2 separate regions of the Mus musculus genome follow, and region 1 is linked to region 2. The links are chromatin loops, found by intact Hi-C in ENCODE. Cell type or tissue: heart. All regions are shown on one strand. Links, peaks and the distances in the headings refer to the core of each region. The heading gives the core; the rest is flanking DNA.

Region 1 (8,784 bases), core at 314-8,313, 150 kb after region 2:
TGTCTGTTGTTGTACCAGTACCATGTACTTTTTATCACAACTGCTCTGTTGTACAGCTTGAGGTCAGGCATAGTAATTCTACTAGAGGTTCTTTTATTGTTGAGAATAGTTTTTGCTATCCTAGGTTTTTTGTTATTCCAGATGAATTTGCAAATTGCCCTTTCTAACTCTGTGAAGAATTGAGTTGAAATTTAAATGGGGATTGCATTGAATCTGTAGATTGCTTTTGGCAAGATAGCCATTTTTACTATATTAATCCTGCCAATACATGAGCATGGGAGATCTTTTCATCTTCTGAGATATTCTTTGATTTATTTTTGGTGGCATTCTGAGCTATGAGTTTTCCTCTTAGGATTGCTTTCATTGTGTCCCATAAGTTTGGGTATGTTGTGGCTTCATTTTCATTAAACTCTAAAAAGGCTTCAATCTCTTTCTTTATATCTTCCTTGACCAAGGTATCATTGAGTAGAGAGTTGTTCAGCTTCCACGTGAATGTTGGCTTTCTATTATTTATGTTGCTATTGAAGATCAGCCTTAGTCCATGGTGATCTGATAGGATGCATGGGATAATTTCATTATTTTTGTATCTGTCGATGCCTGTTTTGTGACCAATTATATGGTCAGTTTTGGAGAAGGTACCATGATTTGCTGAGAGGAAGGTATATCCTTTTGTTTTGGGATAAAATATTCTGTATATATCTGTTAAATCCATTTCTTTCATAACTTCTGTTAGTTTCAATGTATCTCTGCTTAGTTTCTGTTTCCAGGATCTGTCCATTGATGAGAGTGCGGTGTTGAAGTCTCCCACTATTATTTTGTGAGGTTCAATGTGCGCTTTACTAAAGTCTCCTTAATGAATGTGGATGCCCTTGCATTTAAAGCATAGATATTCAGAATTGAGAGTTCCTCTTGGAAGATTTTACCTTTGATGAGTATGAAGTGCCATTCCTTGACTTTTTTGATAACTTTGGGTTGGAAGTTGATTGTATTCGATATGAAAATGGCTACTCCAGCTTGTTTCTTCAGATCATTTGCTTGGGAAACTGTTTTCCAGCTTTTCTGAGGTGAGTTTCCTGTATGCAGCAAAATGTTGGGTCCTGTTTATGTAGCCAGTCTGTTAGTCTATGTCTTTTTATTGGGGAATTGAGTCCATTGATATTAAGAGATATTAAGGAATAGTAATTGTTACTTCCTGTTATTTTTGTTTTTAGAGTTGGGATTCTCTTCTTGCAGCTATCTTCTTTTAGGTTTGTTGAAAGATTACTTTCTTGTTTTTTCTAGGGCATCATTTCCCTCCTTGTGTTGGAGTTTTCCCTTTATTATCCTTTGAAGGGCTGGTTTTGTGGAAAGATATTGTGTGAATTTGGTTTTGTCATGGAATACTTTGGGTTCTCCATCTATGGTAATTGAGAGTTTTGCTGTGTATAGTAACCTGGGCTGGCATTTGTGTTCTCTTAGTGTCTGTATAACATCTGTTCAGGATCTTCTGGCTTTCATTGTCTCTGGTGAGAAGTCTGGTGTAATTCTAATAGGTCTGCCTTTATATGTTACTTGACCTTTTTCCCTTACTGCTTTTAATATTCTATCTTTATTTAGTGCATTTGTTGTTCTGATTATTATGTGTCAGGAGGAATTTCTTTTCTGATCCAGTCTATTTGGAGTTCTGTAGACTTCTTGTATGTTCATGGGCATCTCTTTCTTTAGGTTTGGGAAGTTTTCTTCTATAATTTTGTTGAAGATATTCACTGGCCATTTAAATTGGAAAATCTTCATTCTCATCTATACCTATTATCCTTAGTTTTGGTCTTCTCATTGTGTCCTGGATTTCCTGGATGTTTTGAGGTAGGATCTTTTTGCATTTTGCATTTTCTTTGATTGTTGTGTCCATGTTTTCTATGGAATCTTCTGCACCTGAGATTCTCTTTTCCATCTCTTGTATTCTGTTGCTGATGTTCGCATCTATGCTTCCTGATTTCTTTCCTAGGATTTCTATCTCCAGAGTTGTCTCTCTTTGGGTTTTCTTTATTGTTTCTACTTCCATTTTTAGATCTTGGATGGTTTTGTTCAATTCCATCACTTGTTTGGTTGTGTTTTCCTGTAATTCTTTGAGGGATTTTTGTGCTTCCTCTTTAAGGACTTCTACCTGTTTAGGAGTGTTCTTCTGTATTTCTTTTTTTTTAATTTATTTTTTATTAGATATTTTCTTTATATATTTTATATATTCTTTATATATTATATATTTCAAACGCCATCCTTAAAGTTCCCTATATCCCCCCTCCGTTCTGCTCCCCTACCCACCCACTCCTGCTTCTTGGTCCTGGCATTCCCCTGTACTGGAGCATATAAAGTTTGCAATACCAAGGGGCCTCTCTTCCCAGTGATGGCCAACTAGGCCATCTTCTGCTACATATGCAGCTAGAGATATGAGCTCTGGGGCAATATTCATATTGTTGTTCTACCTATAGGGTTGCAGACCCCTTCAGCTCCTTGGGTGCTTTCTCTAGCTTCTCAATTGGGGGGCCCTGTGTTCCATCTTATAAATGACTGTGAGCATTCACTTTTGTATTTGCCAGGCACTCGCATAGCCTCTACGAGACAGCTATAACAGGGTCCCTTCAGAAAAATCTGTCTGGAATATGCAATAGTGTCTGGGTTTGGTGACCTGTATTTCTTTAAGTGAGTTATTAATGCCCTTCTTAAAATATTCTACCAGCATCATGAGATATGATTTTAAATCTGAATCTTGCTTTTCGGATGTGTTGGGGTATCCGAGAGTGGTGTGTGTACTGGGTTTTGATGATGCTGAGAGGTCTTGGTTTCTGTTAGTAAGATTCTTATGTTTGCCTTTCGCCATTTGGTATCTCTGGTATTAGATGTTTTAGCTGTCTCTGGCTGGAGCTTGTTCCTTCTGTGATTCTGTTAGCCTCTTTCATCACTCCTGGGAGTCCAACTGTCTCCTGAGTCCTAGTGGTCAAAGCACTCTCTCTGCAGGTATGCTCTCCTCTTGCAGGGAAGGTATACAGAGGTCTGGAGCTCAGATCCACCTCCTGGCTGAAGTTGAAGGCCCAAAGGGACCCTGTCCAAGAAGCTCTGTTGCTCCTGTGGCCCACATGCTCTCCTGTGCTGACTGGTGTTTGAGAGACCCGGGATATAAGATGGTGCTCTCACCTGAGTCCGGGGATCAGAGCCCTCTCTGGAGGCCGACTTTCCTCAGTGATCCTAAGATTCTGGGTATGCTAGGGCGCCTGCAGCATAGAGAGTCTTCTGGGGGCCGTGGGACCTTTTGCCGAGTTGGGTATGGGGCTGGTGTCAACTGGAAGGAACCCCAGCCGTTGGTGGGCAGGTTTCCTTTATCAGTGTTCATTCTGGCACAAGCCACTCCCGGTTGTTTTGGAACAGATGTTGCATTCCACTCACCAGTGATTCCCAAGATCCTGGGCGTGCTAGGGCGCGTGCAGCCGGGGAGTCCTCTGGGGAAACATGGGACCTTCTGCAGAGTTTGTGCCCAAGGTAGTGCAGGGCTGACACCAACCGGAAAGAACTGGCAATTTTCTTTAGATCAAGTCAGCAGAGTTTTGAGTGTTGGGAGCAAACGCCTGACAGGTACTCAAGAGAGAACAGGAGGGTAATGAACACTAGAGAGATTTCTTGCAAGGGACGAAGAGGATAGGGGAGACTTGAAAAGAAACACAGGACCCAGCAAGAGCATGGACTTTGTTTTTCTAACTTAAGGTAGGAAAAATGAAGGGCGTTTAAATTTGGATGAAATCGAGCAGATAAATGGAGGGTGTCTGAGCTAGAGAAGAGAACCAGAGTAGGTGTTATCTGTCACACAGAGGGAGCAGCTTTCCAGAGACCAGAAATTTCAGTTTTGTAGAGGTGGAATAAGGGTGTGTGCTTTGGCAGAAGCCTGTGAAAAGTTTCTTCCAATTGCTTCTGTTTTCTTAGTGTCATGAGGATGAAGGTCATCAGCTAAGATAACAGGATAGTCCAACATTTCCATGAAGTTAGAAATATCCAGTGTCCCATTACTTTTGAGCTTTGCCTATTCAGCTGTGGTTTCTTGCTGGAGCTTCATTTCATTTGAGCAGATGTGCTGTATCTATTAAGCTGGGTTTACTTGCTGGAACCTCAGATGAATGGACATGTTGGAAGCAAGGCTTCAGTCCGAGAGGTGCCACCCTAACATGGGCTCAAGAACATTTGTGAGTGATCTGGTTGTGAGTTGAGAGTGTACAACTAGATAATTCTCCAGAACTCAGCATACGAGGAAGGACATTTCAAGGCCTTCATCTCTGGAGAATGCTCTGAAAAGGAGAGAAATAATGATTGATAGGTTATTTCTTCACTGGTGAAATGAGCCAATTCAAGCCAGATTAGAATTTATTAAAGGCAGGTTTACTGGGAAGATGTTTTTTGGCAAGCAAGTTCACTGGCCCCAAGGACTGAGGCCAGGGGAGTTGCCATGGGGAGAAAGGAGCAGGGGAGAATTAAAGAAAGGGTGGAGAGGAGAGAGGAGAGGGGAGAGAGGAGAGAGAAACACAAAAATGAAAAAAATGATGAAATGTCTGAATTATATAGGGAGAAGCCTTTGGGGAAGGGCAGTCCAGCCCCCGGGCTGAAAGGTTGGGGGTAGGGTAAATGCAAGGTAGGGACTACTGAATTCTGGGAGAACCTGGAGGTCAGGTCTGCTTTTAAAATATGTGCCTCAGTTCCTTGTCCCCAGGATAGGAAATCAAACAATAATAACAGCAAAGACTGCCCCCAGAGGCCTCGAGGAGAGCTCCTGAGTGGAGATTAGGTGTACAGACTCATCCAGCCCCCAGTGTTGTAACTTCACCCAGGGCTTAAGTTTTTCTCTCCTGTACCCTGTGAGTGCTTTCAAGCAAATGTGAATGTTCAGCTCCTCCTCTCAGCTCAGTCTTCTCTGACTTAGCTGTCAGGTCCATTTAGGTCAGCAAAGCCACTGTGTTGACTCTGCTTTGAAAAATTGATGTTTTCCCTCTGGCTGTCTCCTGAGAGTTCTTACAGTGGCACACCATCACGCATGCCTACATGAAGAAGCTGCCCAATGTGAGGACTCCCACAGAACATGCCAGGAAAGTGACTTCATCTAGCTAAGTTGAATGTACACTGATTCTTTTAGACCTTTGGAATATATGAAGGCTTCCATTATGTGGGCTCAAAAACAGAACAAAAACAAAAACAAAAAAAAAACCCAAAACAAAAAATAACCAAACAAATGAAAGAGAAAGAATATTAAAAATTAAAAGCAGATTAAACAAAATGAAACTTCCAGACAGCCATCCTCCTCTCCATCTTTTCTCTGTTTCTAGCCTATCTGGTGACAATCTTGTATAACCCCTGCTCACTGTATGTGGGCTTGGTTCTACCCAACAGAATAGAAAGGTATTTTCATGATTAGACAAAGGTAAAGAGAACAGACAGTCTTTGTGTTTCATTACATTATATTCAGACTACAACTCAGTGAAGTGTGGAAAAGTAACAAAGATCTACACATGGCCTGTGGTTGCAAGAGAAGACCCCAGCTGATAGACAACAGGGAATCAGGGATTTCAATCTACCCCTTAAGAGCTACATCTGTTCCTTGGGATTACCAGACCTTTAACCACTCTTTTCCCAACATGCCTCACCTTACTGCCTATTACCAAAGCCATCTGCTGACCTCAGTCTCTCTTGATTTCCTGGGCAGGAATTTAGCATGTGTCTACCATGTTTGCACTGTAGAGGCCACAGGCAAGTGTCTCTGATGGTCACTTTAAACCTAGCATCCTTACCTTTGAGACAAAAGTGAAAACTGACTCTGCCTCCCTGTCCTTGGTATATAAAAACGATCGGTGTGCACAGTGTCAATTCCTCTGAATAATCATTTTCAAATCTTTCTTCCTCATATTCTGAATTTATGCATAAACTTGATCGTGTTAGTAGACTTAAAAGTGACTGTACTCTTCAGTTTCCATGGTACAGTGTCTGTTTACACATGTGAACTTTTCCCCAGTCCTCATGATCACTGAAGCAGGCTTTGTCATGACACACTGCCAAGATGGTTTCCAGTTGTAGCTGGGAACCAATAGGTGACTGTGTAAATGGTCTGTAAGCAAAGGGAACAGCTCGTGTGTAAGGTATAAAATGTTCTGATGAATATATGAGAGATAATGGAAAGAATGAGGCCGCTGTTGTCTTTATTAGCCCTTGAGCGCTATTTAATCCTATACACACACCTTCCTGTATTTTGTAGATTCTGAAGATATGCTGTATTACTGTTTTGACTTCCTTGGTCCTTTCAGATCCTATGGGAATGGACATAGGAACTGTTGTTCTTTAGTTAACTCGTCTGCTAGGGGAGCACAGCAATGCTTAAGAAGAGGAAGAGAGGAAACCTTCAGTAACATGTTTTGAGGCTGCTAAGAAAATAAACTCCAGCATATTACTGTGTGATGACCCAAGCTACCATCGCCCAATCTTCTAAAACATCAGATCAAAGACACTTTATCAAAGTTATTTTTCTTTCAGAGTTATAGAGCTTTGCTCAAAATAGTATAATGTGATAGTTTCCTGTGACCACTTTCGTGGCTGCTGATGCTCCGAAAGCAGCTACAAAAACCACCAAGCCTCATTCTTTCCTTTGAGGTGTAGCTCTGCCTCCCTGGGAGATGTCAGCAATGCGGCTGATCATTGGTTGGTTTTGCAGCCTGGCCTACAGACTGTTCAGTTCTACTTCTGCTTCTTGCTCAGCATGGCTGCTGAGGATGCCTTGGCCACACTCCTGCTGCTCATCAGAGCCGTGCAGTTCCCCAGGCTCATGGTTCAGCTGCTATTTACTAAGGTCAGGTCCCTCTTGGTTCCCTAGTTTCCAGAGTGGCTAGCTGGCTGCTCTCCTCAGCTCTATCTCTTTTGTGTCTGTCAAAGTGGCCTGCCACCCCCACCTCTTCCTCAGGACTAGGTGACAATGGCAGATCCATTATCACCAACAGGGCTGCCACCATGGCTCTGCTGTCTGTTGCAGCTGCTTCCCTCTCTTGTTACCATCTCAGCCTACTCTATTAAAAACTAGCAAGAAAGGAGCCCTGGAAAGAGACTGTTTTTTTCTGATATGAGTATTGCAACACCAGGGGAGGCAGCACAGAGGGATGCCTCTCAGCTGTCTTAGAAAGTGAGCTGAACAACCTGCTTACACAGCCCAAGAAGAGTTTCTGCACAAAGCATAGCAAACCTTTTGTTTGTATTTGTACCAAGCACTGTTCCCTGTGTACAGTCCCCTGTCTGAGATACCAGGGAGAGCACTCCCCATCTGGCCTGAAAGGACTTGGTTGTAGGGTCATCTAGATTTCACCAGAGTACGTGATAGTAAAAAATCCAGGGTAACTGTATGAAACAGTTGTGTCTGGGGTTATACCTTCACAGTGTCACTGTATGGAACAGTTGTATTGGCGTTATAACTTCAGAAGCTGGAGCATACCCTTTTGCTTGTATCTTTAACAGTGTAGGACATGGAACAGTGCACTCAGCAGGCAAACATCCTTGCCACTAGCTATAGCTGCAGTCACTAGATTTCCATCTTTCCATGCTTCAACCCTGTGTATCAGGTTTCTCCCCCCTCAGATTGAAACATTCCATCTTGCAGGGAAGCTCATTAAGACAGGAAGTAAATCACTCAAAATAGCTTTAGGAAGTCCCTGAAAATGACCATGGTCTTTAAGGCCATCTTTTCCAGAGAGTGCACAAACAGAAAAGATTATTACAAGTCACTTTCAAAGGAGGCAAACTGCAAAGTAGACTCCTGAGAAGCCCAGATGTCTGGAAGAGGTTTAGACCAACTGAGTCACTTGGAAAGGACATTCCCCAACCTCTTGAGATGCCTGCAGGCTGTATAGTGTGTTCCAGGTTCCCAGCTGTTGTGAGCTGTCACCTGTGCTGGGCTGGGCTTTGGTGATGCATCTGTCTTTGAGTCATTTCTGCTTCTGTAAACTACCGCTCACCCATATTCCTGTAAGTAACCCCATTAATACTAATTGATTCACCAAACTGGACTGTGGTGGTATCTGTAGTTCAGTTTCCCTGTTTGAGGTGAGTAGACATTTATTCATATCTCCCCAGGAATAGTGCTATACAACTATTCTTGCCAGGGGAAGACACACTGATTTCTTGAGAGTTGATATTAAAAATTCAGAGACTTCCCGTCTTTGAAGGCATAGGACACAGACCTTCTTAGATTTGCTTTGTAGGACTAAAAGTTATCCCAAACCATTTTATTGACATACCTGCATACCTACTATCACAGTAATTCAATCAGTGAATGACTGTATTCATTATTCCTTAGCCTAATTTCCTGCCTGTGGTGCAGATTAAAGTGGAAAGTGTGTATAGCCTTGGGGTGGTCTGGATAAAAATGGCCTCCATAGACCTATAGGGAACGGCACTATTAGGAGGCATTGCCTTGGAGTAGGCCTGGCTTTGTTGGAGAAAGTCTGTCAATGGGGGTAAGCTCTGAGGTCTCAGAAGCTCAAGCCAGTTCACTTTTGCTGCCTTCAGATCAAGATGTCGAACTCTCAGCTCTTTCTCCAGCACCATGTCCGTCTGCACGCCACCATACTTCCTGTTGTCATGATAATGGACTAAACTTCTCAACTGTAAGCCAGCCACAATTAAATGTTTCTCTTTGTTACCCCGCTTATGGTGTTGTCTCTTCGCAGCACCAGAAACCCTGACTAAGACAAGTCTCTGCGGTGTAGGCATCCTGAGTCAACTAGCCAGCCGATCGAC
Region 2 (8,784 bases), core at 167-8,166:
GAAGGGACATAAATGGGGATAGATGGTTTTAATGCTCCAAACATTACTGTGAGTGTTACAGGGACATCAACATTGCTAACCCCTCCAAACCCCAAGTATCAAAGCTTTAAACATTCACTTTTCATACAAAGTCTAAAATACGATTTATTGAAATAAACTAAATGTAAACCTTAAATAAATCAAACACACCATCCCCCACTCCCACCTTCACCCCAGGTTCTGGTGGGGCAAAGCTGAATTAGTTGGCATTTTGATGTAAATTCTGTTCAGTCTCAGGCTGTTTTGTTTTAGCTATGTCTGGGACAGATTAGCACTGTATATATACAGTGACACTTGTGCCTTTGTCTTTGGAGACTATTCATACATTATTTTAAAGAAATGAAAACTGATAAAAATTAGTTTCCTTCTTCCCTTTCCTTGGTATTTTTTTCCTCTGTCTTTTCCCATGACCAAAGGACAAGTAAGATGGTTCAGACTCTTTTCAAAGGAAACACCTAATGACCAAGGCCTGGTTTGCTAAATAGCAAAGGTGAATACTTCCTCTGTCTGGCTTAGAAGGCTCTTGACTTTATCTGCTGCCTAATGGGGCATTTATTTCTCAATTGGATAAATACGAGGGCATATTTCTAGGTTCTGTCTCACTGACTGAACAGATCAATAGACCAATGCTTTAGGAAAGGAATACGTTATCAGTAAATGCAAACACATGAGCTTGGAGGAAGGCAGCAGGAAGTCTGAAATGCACGCCACTTGCTTTTCCTGTGCTTTACAGGCATCCAAGGAAGCGAAGCAAAGATCAATTTTGGCTTTATATGTTCCTTAGCCTAGAATATGCTCCTGGCTCCTCAGTGCAAAGATATGAATCTCTCACTGTGAGTCTCTTTACTGTCACTGTGCCCTGAGATGCATTTGGTATTGACACCTAACTCCTGATATGTAGCAAAAAAAAAAAAAAAAAAAAAAAAAAACCCATGGAAACAAATAGCAGATCTTCGCTGACTCTAACCCGAGGAATGTCTCTTTATCCTAGAACAAATGCAGTCTCTTTCTGTTGGGAAATTGAAGACAGATTTCCTGCACTGTTAAAACACTCTTCAAGATGCAGCCTGCACTTAGTGGAAATCAGAGCTCAGAAGAGTGGAATCTTCAGCAGGACGGGTAGATCCTGCCACAATGCTTTAGGACACGGAATCACTCACAGGCCTTTGTCCCTTTGCTTTTGGGTTGCAAACCTGAGCTACTAACTTCTCTGCTGGTCAGTAAGGAAGAGCATCACAAACAGCCAGAAATTATTTGGACTGGTTTGCTCTAATTCTCCTCACCCCCACCCCTGCCTCCCATATTTTTGATACAGGGTTTCATAGCATGACCCAAAACTAGCCTGAAACTGGCTATGTGGACCAGGTTCATCTTCAACTCACAGATATCCACCTTCCTCTATCTCCCAAGTCCTGAGATCAGAGGTATGTACAGCCACACCCGACATGGTTTATTCATATACCAGAGACATATTTGAGGGCTTCAAATAATTGGAAAAAATGTGACTCCTACTAAACTCTTTCAGTTTAAAGACACCACATTTCCTCTGGTAGAAAAGGAGTGTGGCATTAAATGTAGTGGAATGCCTTGAAAGAGTGATTGTGTATATTTATTCTTGAACACTGAGAGATACATAGGAACAGGCGTTTAGAAATCTTAACGTGCAAAGTCACCATGAAGACTGTACGGAAGCTAAAACCTGTAGCCATTTGAACAATATGCTCCTGCACACAGCAATCCCTGACAATACCTGTTATTCAATTGTCAACCACACATGGATGTTTCCTTGACATGAAGTTAAACAAAAGGGAAGATACTTACCTTGGATTTTGTCCCTCATGTTGTGGGCTTGCTCGACAAGATGGGTTGCTTGGTCAATTGTATCCATGCTTTCCTTCTCAACCAGCATACCCTTTCTTGAGGCTTGACTTCCCTACAAATTATACAAATAAACATTAGATTTATGTTATATACTCACCTATGAGGATGGGTGAATATAATGTACTTGTGATGGTTGGTTTATGCTTGGCTCACTATTAGAAGGTGTGGCCCTGTTGGAGTAGGTGTGTCACTGTGTATGTGGGCTTTAAGACCCTTATCTGAGTTCCATGGAAGTCAGTCTTCTTCTAGCAGTCTTCAGATGAAGATGTAGAACTCTCAGCTCCTCCTGTACCATGCCTGCCCTGAAGCTGCCATGTTTCTGCCCTGATGATAATGGACAGAACCTGAGAACCTGTAAGCCAGCCCCAGTTAAATGTTGTCCTTTATAAGACTTATCTTGGTCATGGTGTCTGTTCACAGCAGTAAAAACCTAAGACAGTACTCATTTGACAAACATGAGGAACTTTCCTGTCATGTGCTGTGAGGAGCGGATGTGGCGGCAGTCCCAAAGGCACCAGGGACTGCAGCTAAGTCATATGACTTGCACCTGACTTCCTCATATAAGCCACAAACATCTTGAGAGCTGCGCAGGTGTACCAGGATACCGGTGAATCCATTTTGATGGAGATATGCCCCTGCTGCCCTGATTAGCTGAAGCTGCGTGCCTGGTGAGGTGGCGTGGCCTGCTGTGCGTGGATGGGAACTGAGAGTATAAAAGAGTGAGAGGCCCAGGGTTCGGGGGAGATATAAACAAGAAGAAAGATGAAGACTGAATAAACTGCTGTTAGAAGGACTGGTGGTCGTGTCGTTCTTGCTGGTCGAGAGCGGATGCGACAATGTGCCAGCTGTATGACATACTGAGTGGTCCTAAGAGTCATGCATGAAGACTAGGTAATAATCAGTTCTAGGATCCTAGAATGATATTAAAATTCGATAATATACTAAGGTCATAAGTCATGGTTCTGTCCCAACCAACCATGTATCACATGTGCCTTATCCTTGCAATTGTTTCTGTATCTCAGGATGTCAGAATAGGAAATGGCTTATGTATGCTGATCACATGGACAGTGCTCTGATTGAAGGGCTTAAACATAGTCAAAGAGGGAATGATAAAGAAAGAGGGCAGATCCCAAAATGCTCCTACTGGCTGCTCCAACCATTGCTGAAACCGAATCACCACAGAGATTACAGGATATACTCACTGGGATAACTGCTATTTTCAGAGCTTCATTCCAATTTCCCATCAACATTGATGGTTCTTGTGTGCAAATAACATCTCAGGCTGATTTGGCACAGAGTAAATGGAATTTTTTTTCCCAGGGGCTGACTCCACTTAGTGTGGTGCCTCTGTTTCAGAGCTCTGATAAAGTATTTATCATCATTAAATCCCAACTACACTGTGGCTTTAGAAAAAAGTGTGTGCATGTGCACGTGCATGTACATATGTGTGCACATATGCACATATGTGTGTGCATTTCTGTATGTGGTCACAGTCAGGAGATGATCAGTGGACATTATTTCCATTGCACTAAGGATATGCCCTTCCTTTTGACACTGGACAGGACAGATAGATTGATGAGTTATTGTAGCTAGGAGGAGTAGTCCTTCAACCTATATTTAATAAGGGTCTGCTTGCCTTTTCTGGTGCTTTCTTGGTTCAGCTTTGTGATAAAGAGCTATAATGATCACATGGCTGGCAGGCTGAAGTCATGTGGATGGAGTCCTGGGAGGCTACTGAGCAGGCTCTCCAGACTAGGGAAGTGGTTGCTCCAAACTCTCTTCTTTTATAGAGTTCTACTCAGAGGATTAGGGTATGAGAATAATGGCAATGTTTTTGCCCTTTCTAAGATAAACCAAGCAAATGTCCCTCTATAGTGGCTAAGGAAGGAGATGCTGAAATGTTATCATAGAGGAAACATTTAAAAATTGTACTGGTTAGTTTTATGTCAGCTGGACACAAGTCATCAGAGTGGAGAAAATGCCTCAACAAGATCTAGCTGGATGCAAGCCTGTAGGGTATTTTCTAAATTAGTAATTGATGGTGAGAGCTGAGCCCATTTGGGAGGGGGACTACTGGGCTGATTGTCTTATGTTCTACATGAAAACAGTCTAAACAAGACATGGGGAGCAAGCCAGTAAGCAGCATGCCTCCATGGCTTCCCCATTAAGTCCTACCTCTATGTTCCTTCCCTGCACAACTTCCTGCCCTTCCTGCATTTGATAATGAACTGTTATATGTAACTGCGAGTGAAATAAAGCTCTTTCCTCCCCAATTTGCTTTGGTCATGGTGTTTCATCACAGCAAAAGGAACCCTTAGTAAGACAGAAGCCATTTGTCAGCCAAGTCAGAAATTCCTTAATACAAAACGGGATATCTGCTAGAGGCAACATGGCCATCAGACTCTTCATAAACTACATTCCTTGACTGCACAGTCCCTTCTGAGTCATCACATCCCTTCCCCAGCACCAGTCTTCTCCTCGGCTTATCTAACGCTTTCTGGAGAAAAAAATTGTGTAATCGTTTAAAAATTAGATGACTTAGAAAATAAAATGAATCTTATTTTTCACACCACACTTCACCACTTTTAAAACATAAATATGATATACAATACATTAAAATGTTTATGTTTGATCCCATTTAAATGTTATATTCAGAAAAAACTAAACTCATTTTCTAAGTAGAACACACACACACAAACACACACACACACACACACACATACACTTTGGTCTTATACGTCAAAGAAATGTTCTATTGTTATGACTCTGTCTTTAAACTTTTAACTTTAAAATGTGAAGAGATGCATTTATAAGAAAACTTTTAGCTAATGAACACCAGAGGGTGCTGTGAGACATAAAGATGGACAGAATCCGATAGTCATCCATCTTTATCTGTACAGACATACTCATAGAAATAATGTAAAGTGGACATTTATTCCTGGAAATTAAAAAATTACCAAATATAATGCAGTATTTAGGGATTTTTTAAAAAGATCTAATGTTTTTCCTGGCGCTTTGCTTATGGAAGGAAAATAATGGTATGTGCATGCGATCAAACAGGTGTACCTTGCTTTAAAACAGAAATAAAAACATGTAGTTAAAACATTAACCATAGTTATAAACTTGTTGATTAATTACATCTTTAAAAAGAGTTGATCATGTATTCACCATAGTGGTGAATTTTCCTCATATTTATTTGAATTAAGCAATGATGATAACCAATCTGTAGGATCATCATGAATTTTATTATTTAAGTTGCAATTCTTTTGTGATTGAAAGTAAGGGAATTTTAGTCACTACTCTGGGGAACAAGTGTAAATGGAGACAGTAGGAATATTGGTGTGTTTCTTCAAACCTGAATGGTGGATGTCAACATTTGTGGGCTTCTCTTCCTTCTGTTTAGTGACATCCAGATACCTGTGTATCCCCCATCTTAGGTCTGAGCTGCTGACTTGAGTCTCCAGCTGTCTCTGGACATCTACAGGAAATTACCTCAAACTTAAATTGTCCAGAGTCATTCAATCTGTAGTTTTAATCTTACTCATCCATTCCACCCAGGTGGAAATTCGCTCTTTGCTCCTATAACTTCTAATTGGTCATATGACTTCTATCTAACAGGTCATGACTTCTAATTGGTCACATGACTTCTTTTTAATGTTTATTATTAGATATTTTCTTCATTTACATTTCAAATGCTATCCCCAAAGCCCCTTATGCCCTCCCCTCTGTCCTGCTCCCAACCCACCCACTCCTGCTTCCTGGCCCTGGCATTCCCCTGTACTGGGGCATATGATCTTCGCAAGACCAAGGGCCTCTCCTCCCATTAATGGCACACTAGGCCATCCTCTGCTACATATGCAACTAGAGAGACAGCTCTGGGGGGTACTGATTAGTTCATATTGTTGTTCCTCCTATAGGGTTGCAGAACCCTTTAGCTCCTTGGGTACTTTCTCTAGCTCCTTCATTAGGGGCCCAGTGTTCCATCCAATAGATGACTGTGAGCATCCACTTCTGTATTTGACAGGCACTGGCATAGCCTCACAAGAGAGAGCTATATCAGGGTTCTGTCAGCAAAATCTTTCTGGCATATGCAATAGTGTCTGTGTTTGGTGGTTATATATGGGATGGATCCCTGGGTGGGGCAGCCTCTGGATGGTCCTTCCTTCTGTCTCAGCTCCAAACTTTGTCTCTGTAACTCCTTCCATGGGTATTTTGTTCCCCATTCTAAGAAGGAGCGAGCGAAGTATCCAGCCTTCCTTCTTGAGTTTCATGTGTTTTGCAAATTTTATCTTGGATTGTCTAAGATTCTGGGCTAATATCCATTTATCAGTGAGTGCATATCATGTGTGTTCTTTTGTGATTGGGTTGCCTAATTAAGGATGATATCCTCCAGATCCATCCATTTGCCTAAGAATTTCATGAATTCATTATTTTTAATAGCTGAGTAGTACACCATTGTGTAAATGTACCACATTTTCTGTATCCATTCCTCTGTTGAGGGGCATCTGGGTTCTTTCCAGCTTCTGGCAATTATAAATAAGGCTGCTATGAACATAGTGGAGCATGTGTCCTTCTTACCAGTTGGAACATCTTCTGGGTATATGCCCAGGAGAGGTATTGCTGGATCTTCCGGTAGTACTATGTCCAATTTTCTGAGGAACCACCAGACTGATTTCCAGAATGGTTGTACCAGCTTGTAATCTCACCAACAATGGAGGAGTGTCCCTCTTTCTCCACATCCTTACCAGCATCTGCTGTAATCTGAATTTTTTATCTTAGCTATTCTGACTGTTGTGAGGTAGAATCTCAGGGTTGTTTTGATTTGCATTTCCCTGATGATTAAGGATGCTGAACATTTTTTTCAGATGCTTCTCAGCCATTCGGTATTCCTCAGTTGAGAATTCTTCGTTTAGTTCTGTACCCCATTTTTTAATAGGGTTATTCGATTTTCTGGAGTCCATCTTCTTGAGTTCTATATATATATTGGATATTAGTTCCCTATCGGATTTAGGATTGTTAAAGATCCTTTCCCAATCTGTTGATGGTCTTTTTGTCTTATTGACAGTGTCTTTTACCTTACAGAAGCTTTGCAATTTTTTGAGGTCTCATTTGTCGATTCTCGATCTTACAGCACAAGCCATTGCAGTCACATGACTTCTAATTGGTCACATGACTTCTATTTGGTCATATGAATCCTAATTGGTCATGTGACCCACTTTTGTCCTACCTGTCATCCTTGCTTCTCTCCTCTTACATCTCCCCAGTCTCAGTCCATCACACTCCTTTAGAAGTGAAGGCAAGGAAGAAACCAATCTCTCTTTTCTCATCTCCTGTGGCAGTCTCCCATTGCACCCCACCTTCACACTCTTCCTCGACCAAGACTATCCTCTCTACAGAAGAAGAAATGCTTCTGAAATGCAAATCTAATCAGCTATTTTGCTGTAAATACTTCAATGACTTCAATGTTTGAAAGCCATACTTCTCTGAGTATGTCAGGCAATGGTTCTTCATGGTCTAGCTGATGATATCTTCAACTGTTAATTCTTGCCTATTGTCTTAGACTTAAACCAACTTCAAGGGCAAGGTCAATATTCTTCAGGTGCCAAGAAAATATATGCTATATTTTTACATCTTTTGTATTATGGCACATTTCCCCTGCTTAGATGTTCTCTATAAACTCCTTGTCACTAGCAACACCCAAGGCAACCTTCCCTAATGAGAGGATTCAATGTTTGTTCCTCAGACTTACAGTTTCTCCTGTATCAGGACCCATTGCTAAATGGTACATCATTAAAAAAAAAAAAGGTACCTGTTCCCTGCTAGACTGTGGCACCTTGAGAGCAGGGCCTATGTTTACTTCAATCTCTTAGCACCTGTCTCAGTAACTGTGAAATGACAGGTCTTTAATGTTTCTAGACCAGAAACACAGTTTTTACCATCTTGTCTTTTTGGAAGGACCAGATGCTTTTGATATATTTCCTGTAGTGGTTTTGACTAATGCTGCTTGTATTCTGATGCTAATTTGGGGTCCCCAGGACTGGCGCCTCAGAGACAGAGAAGCTGCATGTATGATCTTGAGTGACCCTGCCTCCAGTTAATTGTGATTAGTGAATAAAGATGCCAATAGCTGGGCAGAAGAGACAGGTAGGGTTAAGGTTTGGCAGGTTTGGGAGAAGCAGAAGGAAGCTCCCATAGGAGAAAAGAAGAACGTCCATGAGAGGAGGAAGGACAGCTGCCATGGTTAGGTAAGCCATAGAAACGTGGCCATGTGGGCTGGCCAATTAGGGCTAAGAGCAGCCCAGATGAAACATAGTAAGTAATAACTTGGGTTATGAATAGGAAGGTAGGTTCTAACAGCATGGAGGGTAGGCAGTTGCCCAGCTGTTGTGCTGCCTAGGCACACAAGGTGTCTTTCACCTTGGAACATAAATGGTCTAAGGTAGGTAAAAACCCACGCTGAGACTTTTAATATTTTTTCCTATACATCCGTTATGACATTTTTTTTTTGCATGAGCTGATATATAGGTACTCCTCTGTGTGGGTAAAAAAATGGGGTAACTGATCTCTGTCACTATGGCCTCCATTGCAGACTTTTAGGACCCATAGAGTGAAGTGAAAGACTGACAGTGAGAGGGAGCTGCTGTTTCTACCTCTGCCTGTAGGCCGCCATGCTCTCTCCACTTTGGGCATTATAGGCTTGGGAGCACAGGAGATTGGAATCTTGGCCTGATCTTTGGTATTTTCTATATAGGACTCATCAGCAGTAGCAACAGAAAAAGCCTTTGGAGCATGGTTCTTTGTAACCACAGATACATGGGCATCCTTCAGGGTATTCCCTGAAGGGGTAAATGGTATGAAATGATT

What was found. A loop is a pair of places that touch in the nucleus more often than their neighbours do. Peaks named below come from ENCODE experiments on the same cell type or tissue, not always from the same donor. Only the 100,000 strongest peaks of a DNase experiment are listed, where the experiment ranks them.
Region 1: a loop joins it to region 2, with 7 times the contacts of the local background. A loop is called at or near these places in 35 of 42 quality-filtered maps.

The regions. Positions count from the first base shown.
Region 1 is chr10:38,882,803-38,891,586 of GRCm38, reverse strand. No RefSeq gene overlaps it. Among named protein-coding and RNA genes, the nearest start is that of Rfpl4b, 65 kb to the right of the region's middle. In heart, for the core only: CTCF peaks have their summits at 3,536 and 4,764; a DNase peak (open chromatin) is centred at 6,856; H3K27ac peaks cover 786 bases.
Region 2 is chr10:39,035,769-39,044,552 of GRCm38, reverse strand. It overlaps Lama4 (laminin, alpha 4), which reads right to left. Exons shown (of 38, transcript NM_010681.4): 9 at 1,861-1,972. Among named protein-coding and RNA genes, the nearest start is that of Lama4, 75 kb to the right of the region's middle. In heart, for the core only: a CTCF peak has its summit at 4,777 (motif pointing right); no DNase peak of the experiment used is centred there.